Linked DNA regions of Homo sapiens: region 2 is linked to region 1. A link is an interaction called in ENCODE POLR2A ChIA-PET data of the cell type or tissue named here. Cell type or tissue: endothelial cell of umbilical vein. All regions are shown on one strand.

Region 1 (8,000 bases):
AAATATCAAATGTAACTATACTTCTCTAGTGCTTCTGTCCAAATAAAGTAAGCATGCATATATTTGTGTATGAGTAGCCTGCCATTCAGCACACTAAGACATGCCCTTCCTGGGCTTCAGCTATTCCAAAAGGTGTGGAGGATGTGAGAGGAAGGGTGCAAAATGAAACTCTGGATTAGGAGTGAAAATTATCATAGGATGTCTTTACTGGAGATGATTTCCCCACTCACTCTCTCAAAGATCTAATCAGGAACAAACATTTGCACGTTTTATGTTGCAAACAAGTTATTTGGTTTGTTGAGTGAAATCACGGTTATTTTCGTGCCTGTGTGATTTCAGGAATTCTGTTCTCCTGCTTTTGGAAAGCTGCTTCAGCTCACAGATCCCTGCCTCCTGTGAACACTGGAATGTGGGCTGTGTTGCTCTTCCGCAACCCAGCGCATGCATTGTTCACTTTCCCCATAGTCCTCCCTCATCTGGATGATGAACCCAGTTAGATCTCCATGGCCTGATACTCTCTAAATCCACCATGGCGGTTGTCCTACACAGAGTTGGCACACAGTGAATATAGCAGTGACTTCAGAAACCTGAAATACTAATATTTATCCTTTTCTGTTTGACTTATTTCACTTGGTATAGTATTTTCAAGACCTATCCATATCAGAAGTTCATTTCTTTTTATGACTAATGAGATGGTCTGTTCTAATTCCCTTTTATTTCATTCTCTCTCCTTTTAATACACTTGAACTTCCAACCTGGTCATGAAATCCTTTAAGTATTTTTCAATCTACTGGTATTTTTATATTTAAGTTATTTAAATACAACTTAAGTGTGAAGAGACTCTTAGGAAGGTATTTATTTTCAGTTATACTTCAGGGATGAGTGAAATAATGTTATAAAGGACAGAGCCTGGTTTTTATATATGGCCTGTGTAATCTGTCTTGATGCTTTGTAAGCCAAACCAGATACTTAAGTTATTATTGCTTTTTACATTTCAAAGGCCTACAGACTACCATTGGCCTAAATATAAAATAATAATTTCTGTCTGTAGAGCTGTACACCCTGTAGTCGAAAAGAAAGCCCTTCCTTCCTCATTTCTTAATGACAGCCTATAATCATCTCTGAGCAATTTTTAAGATTTTTTCTAAACCACCATTTCCGTCATTATGTCAGCTGGGGAAGAGCCTCTTCTTCTATCAATAGAATGGTTCTCATTCCTTCCCAAGTCCAACCACCCACCTTGTGAGAAGGGGTCATTGTAAATCTCAGCCAACTTTCTTTTTCAACAATGATGTTAGGAGAAATGTCAGATGATAAAATCAGTTAATCACCAAATATTTACTGAGGACTTGGGAAAAGTTTTGGGGAGCCATTGGAGAGAATATGACTGAACCACTGTAAGTTCTACCCAAACTGTGTTTCCTCATTCACTTCCAGCCTAGGCTTGAAGGAACAAGAGACCAGGGGTGGATCCAGGTTCCTGTCCCGCTGGGACATGGCCCATTTCCTTTGTTAGGCCTGGGAGCAGTTTGAGGAAGCCTGGTTAGGCATCTGTCAATCCCAACTGAAGTCACTTTTTATATGGGGTGAGGAATTTTTAACCTCACCCCATATAAGGCCTAGCAACTTCAGGCATGAGTAAAATAAAGACAGAGAAATTGCACATCACAACTTAATGTTTGTTGTGTTTATGTACTGAAAGTATTTTATGTTTGTAAACTCAAAATTAACCCATTTTATAAATAATGGCAATGACTATAATGCTTTAAAATAATTTACTGTATCTGTCACTCTTTTCTGATGGAATTTAATAGACTCTTGTACTCTTAGTTTACTTCAGATCAACAATACAACTCTTTTCCCAGATTTCTTCATAATTAACTATGTAATTATCATTTGATAAAAGCCTCTTATTTTAATTAGAATAATATGATCATGGGCTGATGATTCAATAAATATTCACTGAGCAGCTGCTATGTGGAAAACTAATGGCATGCTGGAAAGAAAAGAATTTTTCCTAAGGCTTGTCCTTGACCTCAAAAAAAGCATATGTGATCTAGAGAAGACAAATTTAAAGAAATGCTGCAAGTATAATATGAATAGGCAGAATTAAATAATTACTAAATGAATATCAGAGGGAAAAAAATGCTAATTTTAAGGGAGAGTATAGAGTAAGCAGAATTTGAATGGAGCCTTCCAAACCATTGAGGATACTTTCAACTCTGAAATTTAGGCCAAGAGAAAGTAAGTACTTGCTTTTGTCACACTTTCAGTCTCTTTTAACTCATGAAGTTTCTACTAAGTCAAACTGAAATTAATTAGTTACACTGTCAGAGCGAGTGCATTGGTGATTTCTCTGTGTAGAAAACAGTAGAAAGGCCATCCAAGGGCAGGCGTTAGCATAAGCAAAGGCACAGAGGAATGAAAGCAAATGACATTTGGGGGAATGTTGAGATGTCCATATGGCTGAAGTTCCAGGTCAGAACATAGAAGGCCTTAAATGTCAAGATAAGGAGCTTGGATTTAATATGTAGACCTCAGGGAACTGTTCCTGCGGTTGGATCACTTGAGGTCAGGAGTTCGAAACCAGCCTGGCCAACGTAGTGAAACACCATCTCTACTAAAAATACAAAAATTAGCCGGGTGTGGTGGTGCACACCTGTAGTCCCAGCTACTCGGGAGGCTGAGACAGGAGAATCACTTGAACCTGGGAGGCGGAGGTTGCAGTGAGCCAAGATCACGCCACTGCACTCCAGCCTGGGTGACAGAGCAGGACTCTGTCTCAAAAAATTAACAAACAAACAAACAAAAAACCTATGTGTGACTTATTTGGTGTCTCTCTGCTTCCTGGAAGTCGCTTCTCAACTTTTGGCTTCTCTCTCTGATCATTCTAACTCTGGGACTTGGAAGCTCTTGTGTCAGCAAACAAAATCCACAGCAGCTTCCTTCTACCCTTTGAATGATCAGCCAGTGATTCAAATTGCCCTTGGAATAATCTCTGAATTCCCTGGGATAGACTCTGAGGTCCTGCATCAGTAACCACCCTCTCTTTGGTCACACTGGAGCACAGCTCCGTGGTTCAGGCTAACCACTCCCCCATGTGTTTCGTCTCTCCTGGCCTGGCTCTGTTCTCCAACACTTGGCTGCTTTCTCACCCGCTCTAAGCACATCCTCACCCATCACCTCCTTCCAGAGCCAGCTCGATACCCAGCCCTTGGGAAAGCATATATGGCCCATGTTGTTATGTTCATAAATCATGCACCAATCATGCATAAATCATACATAAATCTTTGCACAAGGCTATGAGAGGAATGCACAGTCATGAGTGGCCCAGGTCAGGAGGCAGGGACCTCATGACTACCTCGAGAGGCAGAGCAAAATGGCAAAAGATGCAAACAGCGCTTCAAGAGAATGGAAGCTGTGTCGCGTGATAGTTTAGAAGTCATTCCCAGCCAAGTCGGTACAGGCTTTGTGTATAGTTATTGCTTCCCTCATCTTCATCTTTGTATATGCTTCTGGGAGTTTACATGGGAGGCTTTGAATCCTTGACTGTGATCCATTCAAAGACAGGCAGCATGGATCTAGTTTATAAGAACCTTTGCCAATGAACATGGCAGAATTTTCTGTTTTATGTCTGCCATTAGTTGTTAGGTGGGGACTGTCCCTGTCCTGGCATGCAGGACTCTGCTACCGGAAATTATTATAGCATACAGAGTAAGAGTTCCAGTCCCAGACTTAGACTGTCTAGGTTCAAATGCCAGTTTCACTCCTTACTAGTTGTGTGAATTTGAAAATTATTTCATCTCTCAGTGCCTCATTTTTCTCAAGTAGGGATGATAGTAATATCTGCCTTTTAGAATTGTTGTGAGCTTTCAATGAATTAATTTAAAGAGAAAATGTTTCAAATAGTGCCTGGCTGGGCACGGCGGCTCACAGCTATAATCCCAGCACTTTGGGAGGCCGAGGTGGCTGGATCACCTGAGATCCGGAGTTGGAGACCAGCCTTGTCAACATGGTGAAACCCCGTCTCTACTAAAAATACAAAAATTAGCCCAGTGTGGGGGTGGGCGCCTGTAATCCCAGCTACTTGGGAGGATGAGGCGGGAGAATTGCTTGAACCTGGGAGGCAAAGGTTGCAGTGAGCTGAGATGGTACCATTGTACTCCAGCCTGGGCAACAGTGAGACTCTGTCTCAAAAAAAAAAAAAATAAAAATAAAAAATAAAATAGTGCCTGGCACATAGTAAGTACTCAAAAAATGTTAGCTATAATGATTTATATTATTAAGTAGTCCTCATGACTGTGTGATTACCATCTTTTTAAGTGTTTTCTAGTCAATTCCTAGTAACTGGAGCTGTAGTTCTTAGTAGCTGGAGTTATCAACATATCTGCCTTCTGTGCTAGTAAATTTTTATACATCTAAAGTTTTAAAACCTCTGCATAAACATTCCCCCTGGAAAACTAGAATCAATGGTATTTTATTATTCCTACATTGACATTTTAATAGCCAAGAATGGCTTTTAAAAGAATTAGGAAGACACATGGCATCTGTCAGTCTTGATATCATAGTTCCTGTTATGTTTCTGTTTCCATGTGAACCCTGTTTTTTCAAAAGTTTGTAAGTCTTTTGCTCCATGGTGAGATTCAGCAACAAGTTTCTATTCCAAAGAACAATATTTGTCCTACTTAAACCTACTCTGATTTCCATTTTCTTTGCTCAATGGTTTGTGCTTCTAGAACTTGAGTTCTGTTTGATGTTTTTGCAAATACAATTTTTCATATTTGGTAATTTTGAAAAACTTAAAAGCTCCAAGTCTAGCACGTTGTCCTTTGATTTTTAGGTAGTGAGCTGCTTAATTTGGTTTTAATTTAAGATAAGGGTTTAGAAAATATTAGGAATTCACTAGAAATATATCTCTGTTCTACAAACTAGGATCCTAGGCTGTATTGGGTGTTTCTTCCTTATAGAGAAAAGAGCTGATTCTACTTTCCTTGAAAATTTAAAGTATAGGGCAGTGGTTAAGAACACTAAAATCCTGGCTCTTCTACTTAACATTTGTGTGATCTTGGACTTGTGTAGCTTGCCTAAGCCTCGAATTACCCATCTTTCAAACGGGAACAATGGAATTCTCCTGAGGACTGGATGAGACCATGTATGTCAGTTGCTTGCAGCAGTGCCTAACAAATATGCACACCAAAAAAGTCAAAAGAAAAACAAACAACAAACAAAAAAGCCATGCACACCCAAATGGACATTATTATTGTTTCACAGAGGTCTGACTCCAGAGTTTCTCTCATGAGCTGTATTTCTGGTTGCTGATATTTTCTTGTAACAAGATGGGCCCTCCTTGAATGGAGGAGGATTTTGTGTCGTAAATAGCTGTGAAATGACTAAGTAGATGTTGTTAAGTCATACTCGTCAGGAAGAAAGGGCAGGAAAATATAAAAATAATTCAGACCTAGAATCTTTACCTTAAAAATGTTAATTTTTTACTTTCTTGGCCACTTTCACAACAAGTCAAATGAAATGGAGATATTCTTTATAGAAGTTACATGGAGGGGGCAGAAGACTGGTATCCAAAACCCTAGCTCTATATCAATGTTGTAATGAGGAAGAATTCAGATCAAAGAGACTATTTTAGGATGTCTTCCCTCTGTCAATAGTTCTTAAAGTCCACATATCCTTTAAATGATTTATTTGACAGCTTAGGTTGAAAGTCCCTGGGAAGCCTGGCAGAGGAACTCGTCCTTAGGCCAGGAGACCCAGGGTAGAGCTGCAGCCAGGGAGAAGCAGAGGGCTCTTTGAGCGACGTCTGCTTCCCCCTCTCCCTGAAGCCCAAAGCCACTTCAGGGCCTGCAGCGATGGCAGCCTGCCAGCTTCAGAAGAAAATCTGCAGTTTTCCATTTGAAATTAGAGGATGACACTTAGACATTTGATCATCTTGCATTAAACACTGTGAATATCTCATTACACACACACACGGCACGCACGCACTTTCTCCCTTCTTCAAGAATGCATTAGCATTGGTTCTGGTGGTCTGTTCTTCTTCAGCCCCGTTAATCTGACTTTGTGGGTGTGTTTCATAACAACAGCAGCTCCATGCAAACTGCACAAAAGGAATCTTCAACCAACCAGAAGTTGGAAATGAATAATTGGCTCATGAGCATAATTTTACAAGTGATTTTTTTTAAAGTCTAGAGATACCAAAAATTATTTGTGAGAGGGAAAATGTCTCAAGGTAAGTATATTTTAAAAGTATTCCCGTGTGCATGAGACTGAATCCCCTGGTGGTGGTATGGTGGCTTTAGAAATCAAACTATAGGGCCGGGCGCAGTGGCTTATGCCTGTAATCACAGCACTTTGGGAGGCCAAGGCAGGTGGATCACTTGAGGCCAGGAGTTCAAGACCAGCCTGGCCAACATGGTGAAACCCCATCTCTACTAAAAATACAAAAACAGTGGCATACGCCTGTAGTCCCAGCTACTTGGGAGGCTGAGGCACGAGAATTGCCTGAACCTGGGAGGCAGAGGTTGCGGTGAGCCAAGATGGTACCACTGCACTCCAGCCTGGGCAACAGAGTGAGACTCTGTCTAAAGAAAAAAAAAAAGAAGAAGAAGAAGAAGTACTTTTAAATACATGAATGCTTCTGAGCATTTTAAAATTTCCCCAGGAGATAAAATAGAATATATGTGATGATTTGATTCTGAAAGAGTAGAACCATTACAAACAATTTGTAAATTCTCAACCTTTAAGAAGGTGGATAAAATGGTAAAGTTTCCACTGCTGAGTGCTACCAAAGAGCATGTCATGTTGTAGGCAATGGAGAGAGCAGTGAGCTTGGACTCAGTCCTGTGCCTAGGAAGACTATCTTAGCTCTTGAAGCTTCCTTGGAATTTTTGCAAGGTCGTGGAGCTTAAGGCACTAGCCTTAAAGAAGCGAACCCTGAGTGGGGGAGATTTAAGGACAGGCAACTGGGAAGTAAGTCGGGTGCCTGGGAATTGGGCAAGTGGTCCTGGTGTGGTCCTGAACAAGCTTCTCCTAATTGAGAATCTCGCTGAGGGCCGGCCCTGGGAGGGGAGCCCAAACCAGAAGTTTGGTTGGTCATTCAGAATTCAGATGGTCCCAGCAGGGGCATCAGCTTTTTGTGTACAACTGGAAGAGAGTTTGGCTTCTCCATGTATTGAGACATCTGTTTACTCTGGCCAGCCTCCTGCTGGAAGATTGACACAGACAGTCCCATGCTGTGCAAAGGGAAGATGCTGTGTTTTGTTTCCTAATACCAGAGCAGCTTTCTTACAGTGAGGAATCACAAATGTCCCCACATCACTACCTGCTTAAGAAAGTGATTCTGGTCCTCTTTGATAGATCCTGAAGAATCTGCTTAAGAGTTTCTGAAGACATTTTGTTATTCTGGCAGTGGTGTTTTTTTTTTTTTGTTGTTGGGTTTTTTTTTGTTTGTTTTTAAAGAATGTTATGGATAAAGACCAAATGTTGGCTAATGCATCAAACAAGTAGATCAGTTGTAAAGTATGGGTTGAAATGCTTGGGACCACAAGTGTTTTGGGTTTCAGATTTTTTTGGATTTGGGAATATTTGCTTTACATAATGAGATATTTGGGGGATGGGACCCAAGTCTAACCATGAAATTCATTTAGGTTTCCTATATACCTCATTCATGTAGCCTGAAGGTAATTTTATACATATTTTAAATTTGTGCATGAAACAAACTTTTTGTTAAGTACTTACATGTAGTGTTTCCTATGTGTGCAGTTACCCACTTGGGAGTCATGTAGATGCTCAAAAAATTATGGATTTTGGAGCATTTTGGATTTTGGACTTTTGGATTAGGGACGCTCAAGCGGTACCTCAGGTTATATCAATTTTGAAAGATACCAATGTTGATCACGTTATGACAATTTTGTTAGTTAAGGAAGTTGTTAGCATATAAAGGGTTTGACTACCTAACCTGATTGCGTGTGTATACAATACTATATATACAC
Region 2 (8,000 bases), 660 kb after region 1:
TATGCCAATAGATGGCAAATTTGTTACATAAGGAATCGGGAGCAAATAATTAATGCCTTCGTGTAGAACCTTCAGTTGAGGAAAATAACTATCAACTAGATTCAAAGATCTAGGATAGTTTCATGGTTTTTGGTGATTGAAATGCCATTTAGTCTTATCGATGTTATGAAAAGAACGACTTCGTTTTACCTCCTAATGTGACTGCTTTAGAATAAAATAAAACGGCATGTGTGTGTGCACATGTGCGTGTTTGACCCAAAGGCATAAGAAATACATTGTGTTCACTCAACTATCTTGTTGAGTTTTTTTAAAAATAACTAGTGCTCCAATGGCTGGGCGTGGTGCCTCACGACTCCGTCTCAAAAAAAAAAAACAAACAAAAAAAACTAGTGCCCCCAAATGGGCTAATATTAAACTGCCTGAAATATAGCTGATGATAGCTCTTTCAGAAAAAATGGATTTTTTTTCCCCTAGCAGTAGTAACAAGTATTTTTAAAAATTTTCCAGCGCATATAATGACCGACCCTCACTGTGTTAGTTACTTGCAGTTGCTAGTAACTCCCCATCTTTGTGGTTTTTGTTTTGTTTTGTTTTGTTTTCTTGAGACGGAGTCTCGCTCTGTCATCCAGGCTGGAATGCAGTGGCGCGATCTCGGCTCACTGCAAGCTCCGCCTCCCAGGTTCACGCCATTCTCCTGCCTCAGCCTCCCGAGTAGCTGGGACTACAGGTGCCCGCCACCATACCCAGCTAATTTTTTGTATTTTTAGTAGAGATGGGTTTTCACCGTGTTAGCCAGGAGGTCTCGATCTCCTGACCTCGTGATCCGCCCGCCTTGGCCTCCCAAAGTGCTGGGATTACAGGTGTGAGCCACCACGCCCAGCCCTATCTTTGTTTTGTTTTTTGAGAGAGCCTTGCTGTGTCACCCAGGCTGGAATGCCGTGGTGCAATCATGGATTGCTGCAACCTTGACTTCCTGGGCTAAAGCAAATCGCCTGCCTCTGCCTCTGTCTCCTGAATAGCTGCTGGGACCACAGGCACATGTCATTACTCCGAGCTAATTGTTAAATTTTTTTGCAGACAGGGGTCTTGCTATGTTGCCCAGGCTGGTCTCAAACTCCTGGCCTCAAGAAATCCTCCTGCCTCACCCTCCCAAAGTGCTAGGATTACAGTCGTGAGCCACTGTGCTCAACCCATCTTCGTTTTCTTTTGTTTTGTTTTGTTTTTGAGACAGAGTCTCACTCTGTCACCCCGACTGGAGTGCAGTGGCGCAATCTCAGCTCACTGCAACCTCAGTCTCCCAGGTTCAAGCGATCCTCCTGCCTCAGCCTCCTGAGTAGCTGGGATTACAGATAACACACCACCATGCCCAGCTTAGTTTTGTATTTTTAGTAGAGACGGAGTTTCCCCCAGGATGGTCTTGAACTCCTGACCTCAAGTGATCTGCCCGCCTCGGCCTCCTAAAGTGCTGGGATTACAGGCATGAGCCACCGCACCCAGCCCTATCTTTGTTTTTTGTTTGTTTGTTTGTTTTTGAGACAGAATCTCGCTCTGTCGCCAGGCTGGAGTGCAGTGGCACAATCTCAGCTTACTGCAACCTCCACCTCCTGGGTTCAAGCGATTCTCCTGCCTCAGCCTCCCGAATAGCAGGGACTATAGGTGCATGCCACCATGCCCAGCTTATTTTTGTATTTTTAGTGGAGACAGGGTTTCAACATGTTGGCCAGGATGGTCTCGATCTCTTTACCTCATGATCTGCCCTCCTCAGCTTCACAAAGTGCTGGGATTACAGGCATGAGGCACCGCGCCCGGCCCCATCTTTGTTTTTTTAATGGAGTTAAACTATGGTATTATTAGGTCACTTTGACAACTATCCTGTTGTTAATAAATGAGAGAGAAAAAGGAGATTTTATTTACGCTGATTCTTCCTCCTCCTACAGTTAAACTCATTGTCTGTTTGGAAGACCAGAATGTGAAGACAAGTAGTAGAAGAAAATGAATGCTGCTGCTGAGACTGAAGACCAGTATTTCAGAACTTTGAGAATTGGAGAGCAGGCACATCAACTGATCTCATTTCTAGAGAGCCCCTGACAATCCTGAGGCTTCATCAGGAGCTAGAGCCATTTAACATTTCCTCTTTCCAAGACCAACCTACAATTTTCCCTTGATAACCATATAAATTCTGATTTAAGGTCCTAAATTCTTAACCTGGAACTGGAGTTGGCAATACCTAGTTCTGCTTCTGAAACTGGAGTATCATTCTTTACATATTTATATGTATGTTTTAAGTAGTCCTCCTGTATCTATTGTATATTTTTTTCTTAATGTTTAAGGAAATGTGCAGGATACTACATGCTTTTTGTATCACACAGTATATGATGGGGCATGTGCCATAGTGCAGGCTTGGGGAGCTTTAAGCCTCAGTTATATAACCCACGAAAAACAGAGCCTCCTAGATGTAACATTCCTGATCAAGGTACAATTCTTTAAAATTCACTAATGATTGAGGTCCATATTTAGTGGTACTCTGAAATTGGTCACTTTCCTATTACACGGAGTGTGCTAAAACTAAAAAGCATTTTGAAACATACAGAATGTTCTATTGTCATTGGGAAATTTTTCTTTCTAACCCAGTGGAGGTTAGAAAGAAGTTATATTCTGGTAGCAAATTAACTTTACATCCTTTTTCCTACTTGTTATGGTTGTTTGGACCGATAAGTGTGCTTAATCCTGAGGCAAAGTAGTGAATATGTTTTATATGTTATGAAGAAAAGAATTGTTGTAAGTTTTTGATTCTACTCTTATATGCTGGACTGCATTCACACATGGCATGAAATAAGTCAGGTTCTTTACAAATGGTATTTTGATAGATACTGGATTGTGTTTGTGCCATATTTGTGCCATTCTTTTAAGAACAATGTTGCAACACATTCATTTGGATAAGTTGTGATTTGACGACTGATTTAAATAAAATATTTGCTTCACTTAGATTTGCTGGTTTTATTAGATACCAGGAAGCCTGGGACATATGTGTACCACATTAGAATTCTAAAGATAATGATTGATAAGCTAGAACTTTCTGATGTAGTCATTACATGAAACCCCTTGTCACTGGTTTGTGTGTTCAGAGGAAGCCATGGCCGAGATAGCTTTCCTGAAATAAACCAGTAGCTTTTCAGATTGACGTTCTTGCTACAATTGTACCATCTGGTAATTCCTGAAAATGTCAATTTTTTTGTGTTAATATTTTTGGTTTCAAACAATAACAAATGTCTCTAGAAAGAAATTTTAAGAAAGCTTAATTAATAGTAAAAATGCCTTTCCTGAAATAATCTTGGAAAATTTTTTAAATGTCAAAATGATGAGTCATGCTAATACATTGAGGGTTTGTTTTTTTGTTTGTTTGTTTGTTTGTTTTTGAGACAGAGTTTCGCTCTTGTTGCCCAGGCTGGAGTGCAATGGCACGATCTCAGCTCACCGCAACCTCCACCTCCCGGATTCCAGCGATTCTCCTGCCTCAGCCTACATTAAGGGTTTTGTCAGACAATTGTCACACGAAGAATAGTGTCACTTATCTACTCTTGACACACAGAACTGGCCTGGCATATAGCTTTCCAGATTTTACTCAAACTTGGTACTCCAGTTTGAAAATTTAAATTTTGACTGCTGATTAGCTGGAAAGCCTAGTTTTAATGGAAAGAAAGTTTGCTTTTAAAACTGAAAGTAGTTTCTTTTTGCTAACAAATCTAACTTCATACATAATTGGCCATATTAGTAAAACACCTCATGATAGCAGTGTATATATAGTCTTGTTTGTAGTTGGAAGTCATCTTTTAGGAGTTATTCTCAAATATATATAATAGCTACCCATGCATCATTATTAAAATCCCCAAATTCAAAAAACCTCTGATATATATATATAATTTTTTTTTTTTTTTTTTTTTGGCCAACTGAGATTGAAATCCAAGTGCTGGTTTCTAGTTCTGAACATCAACTAAAGAGTTTTGGAAATGACAGCAATTTATAACAAGTTCATATTGACTTCCTCTCTATGGCAGGAAGACATTCTGTGCTGTTTTGAACAGATTAAAGATTTGTGTAGTTTGTGGGAAATTGACGTTTTTGTTTAAATTCCACCCGCGTTTGTCTTTTCCTACCACCTGTGGCCAGGTGCTCGCTGGCCATCACAGTTGCGATTCCATGAGTAGCTGCTTTATGACTGCTTTTTGTACTATCTGGATGTGCCCAGAGTTACTTCTGTACAAGCTCTGTATCTATGTCCGTTGAGAACATTATTTTAACAAGAAGAACACCAACAGTAGCATGAAATATAATACTGTTTTATAATTCTAAAGCTGCTGTTAATTTATGAAGTACATAATAATCTAATGTAAACTGCAGAAGTCAGAGCAAGTGCCTACATTTTGTTATTTTTGGCATTACTACAGAGCCATGTACAATAGAAAGCAATGCAAGACTTGTAAACTCTCACCACTTCTTGTAATATCAAATGTTCCCCCTCAGGTTATTTTGCTTATGGTACCCATGAGTTGCCTCTCTCTGTACATAGATAAATTGTTCCAATATTTTCCTTTGATGTTTGGAACTACAGATAGTCAAGGGCTGGAAATTTTAGTTTTCAATATAAGCTTCCAGCTTAGCAATTACCTCTAGTCGAAGACAATATTTGATTCCTAGTTCTGTTTGGGGCAAATTTTCATTTATCTAAATAAAATGCAATCTAATTAAATGCCATGGATTTTCTTTCTGTAATTTCACTGTGATTCAGTTTCCATTGCTTTTCTCTTGTCTGTTGTGATATTCGTCATACATTTAAGCTCTGCTTTTAACTACTTAGCACCCTTTGTTCATAGAGCATCATGAGAGTTTGGAATGAATGTATCTAGGATAGGCGTGAGTCCACAAAGATCTCTATTCATGATCATAACCTTTTTGGGTCCTGGGCTCCTTTAATTAGAATCTCATTAAGCTTCTAGCTGACCTCGGACTCCCCAATATAAAGTTTTATGTACAGTTTTTGGATAGTCACACAAACCTTCTCTGAAATGCCAACCAATAACCAGAACCAGAGTTAGAACCTCTTTCTCCAACCCTGTAAGAAAGGAAATGGACGCAGTCCAAGGATTCCCAGATAGTAGCAGAGCTCGGAACCGGAACACAAAATCAGTGTCACATAAATTCAAATCTACATGACTATTTCTTTTAAACATTTATTTGTATTTTGATTTCATATTTTGTAGAGATGGGGTCTGGCTCTGTCACACAGGCCGGAAGGCAGTGATGCCATCAGAGCTCAGTGTAACCTTGAACCCCTGGACTCAAGGGATCCTCCCATCTCCTGAGTAGCTGGGACTACAGGCATGTGCCACCATGAGATGGGGTCTTGCCATGTTGCCCAGGCTGGTCTCAAACTCCTGGGCTAAAACAATTCTGTCTCGGCCCCCCAAAGTGTATTCTATTTTTTTTTGTTTTGAAATCCTAGTCAAGAATAGAGAATTATATACATCCATGTTTAATAGAGATGGGGTTTTGGTATGTTGCTTGGGCTGGTCTCAAAATCCTGGACTCAAGCAATCCACCCACCTCAGCCTCCCAGAGTGCTCAGATAACAGGCATGCGCCACCACACCTGGCCCTATTCTTTTTTAAATGAAAGTCATACAAATTTTATTAATGTGTACCTGGGAGCCTTCAGAATGAAGACCCAAAAATGCAGGGGAAATTGTCCATTTTAATATAGGTTCAACAAAGTATGGACGTGGAGAAATATGACTGGACAAAAGGGATATGATCTAATGCTAACAGACTGAGTGGGGAAACACAGCAAGGCCTGTCTGTCTAGATTCTTCTTGGTCTCTCTGAGCACGCATTCCTTCCTTCCGGGCATGGGGCATGGGGCAGGACGCTCTCTGGAATCAGAGACTTGTGACTTCAGTTAAACAACATGACCATTTTTTTCTTTTTCTTTTTCTCTTTTTTTTTTGAGACAGAGTCTCACTCCATCACCCAGGCTAGAGTGCAGTAGTGCAATTGAGGCTCACTGCAACCTCCGCCTCCCAGGTTCAAGCAATTCTCATGCCTCAGCCTCCTGAGTAGCTGGGACTGTAGGTGCCCACCACTATGCCCAGCTAATTTTTGCATTTTTAGTAGAGACGGAGTTTTTCCATGTTAGCCAAGCTAGTCTTGAACTGGCATCAACTGATCACCCGCCACAGCCTCCCAAAGTGCTGGAATTAGAGGCATGAGCCACTGTGCCCGGCCATGACTATTCATTTCTTTTTTTTTTTTTTTCAAGACGGAGTCTTACTCTGTCACCCAGGCTGGAGTGCAGTGGTGCGATCTCGGCTCACTGCAACCTCCGCCTACCGGGTTCATGCCATTCTCCTGCCTCAGCCTCCCGAGTAGCTGGGACTACAGGCGCCTGCCACCATGCCTGGCTAATTTTTTTATTTTTAGTAGAGACGGGGTTTCACCGTGTTAGCCAGGATGATCTTGATCTCCTGACCTTGTGATCCACCCGCCTTGGCCTCCCAGAGTGCTGGGATTACAGGCGTGAGCCACCGTGCCTGGCCGACTATTCATTTCTAATGAGATTCTGGAAATGGATCTGCTGGTCACAGACAACCTGGTATAACTTTGATACAAATGCGAGCTTCTCCTAACAGATTGCTTATTGTCTCCAACCTATATAATTGGAATTAGGAAAACAAGCTGAGCCCTTCTTTTAATATGAGAAAGCTGAGACTTTGAAGTGATAACACAGGTTGGGCTAAGCTAACCAGGATCTGAAGATAGCATGGTGGTGAAAATCATCATGATTTATTTATTTGAGAAAGGGTCTCACTCTATCACCCAGGCTGGAGTGCAGTCATGCAATCGTGGCTCACTGCAGCCTCAACCTCCTTGGCTCAAGCAATCCTCCCACCTCAGCCTCTACAACACCCACAGGTGTGCCCCACCATGCCCAGATAATTTTTTATATTTTGTAAAGACGGGGTCTCCCTATGTTGCTTAGGCTAGTGGTCTCCAACTCCTGGACTCTAGCCATCCTCCTGCCTTAGGCTCCCAAAGTGTTGGGATTACAGGTGTGAGACATCTTTACTGTAGTATTCTACAGTTATGAGTGAGGTCTTCTTGCAACTGTGCATATTCTTCTTCTATCACCTGTCGACATTAAAAGTTTTAACAGGAGAAGGGTAGTTTAACATGTAACCTTCAAGAGAGGCTTCACTGAGTATAACACCTATGTTTAGAGACCAGAGGTAGAATAACAATACCTAAATGATGAAATGAGGACCTAAGTCTAATGTGCCCACAAAAGAATATTGAGTACTAAAGCCCAGTGCTTAGTCTTAACCCTGTGTTTTTTTATTTGTTTTAATAATCTCAAATAACTAGGTATAATTAATGAACAAAGAGGCAATACTCTAAATAAGGCTAATTTTAAAACCACATTGTGCTTGATTCTACTTATCCCTGTGACCCTCAGGGGCTTACCTAATTCTTGGAAAAGTAGATGGAATTGCCTCTAGAATCTGAAATCTAAACATAACTAGGGTCCTTCTTAAAGACTATAGAAATAATACTGCAGAGATGGCCAGGGGGCCATTTCAAGATATGAGATTTATCCTACAAAGTCATTGAAATAGTTTGGCAGGGAAAAGATGCAATCCTCTTACCGTAGTGATCCGCAGTGTTGGGCTAGTGAAAGGTCCCACTCTCCACCCTGGTTTGTGCTGCCACGTGTCTGGTTACCACAACGGCTAGGATGTTACGGTATGTAATGAGTTACGGCCACAGATGTTTGACATCCTGCATGGCACAGAAAAACCCTGCATAAGACAGATGTTTCTACCTAAAATGTCAGTGGCATCTATCTTGCAGAGAATTGAGGCCTGGAGGTTGAGAGGAGGTCAGTTTACATGCTGTTAGAATAATCCAGGCAAGCTGGGTGTGGTGGGATGCAGCTGTAGTCCCAGGTAG

What was found. Peaks named below come from ENCODE experiments on the same cell type or tissue, not always from the same donor. Only the 100,000 strongest peaks of a DNase experiment are listed, where the experiment ranks them.
Region 2: POLR2A ChIA-PET joins it to region 1 with 6 read pairs; 1 of 35 experiments calls an interaction of 5 or more read pairs at or near these places.

What each region holds. Positions count from the first base shown.
Region 1 is chr6:150,690,504-150,698,503 of GRCh38, forward strand. The region is part of intron 2 of PLEKHG1 (pleckstrin homology and RhoGEF domain containing G1); the gene reads left to right. Among named protein-coding and RNA genes, the nearest start is that of PLEKHG1, 95 kb to the left of the region's middle. In endothelial cell of umbilical vein, no CTCF peak of the experiment used is centred here; a DNase peak (open chromatin) is centred at 4,548.
Region 2 is chr6:151,353,790-151,361,789 of GRCh38, forward strand. AKAP12 (A-kinase anchoring protein 12) reads left to right here. Exons shown (of 5, transcript NM_005100.4): 5 at 1,938-4,770. Among named protein-coding and RNA genes, the nearest start is that of ZBTB2, 34 kb to the right of the region's middle. RefSeq lists an enhancer at 999-1,500. In endothelial cell of umbilical vein, no CTCF peak of the experiment used is centred here; a DNase peak (open chromatin) is centred at 4,392; H3K27ac peaks cover 265 bases.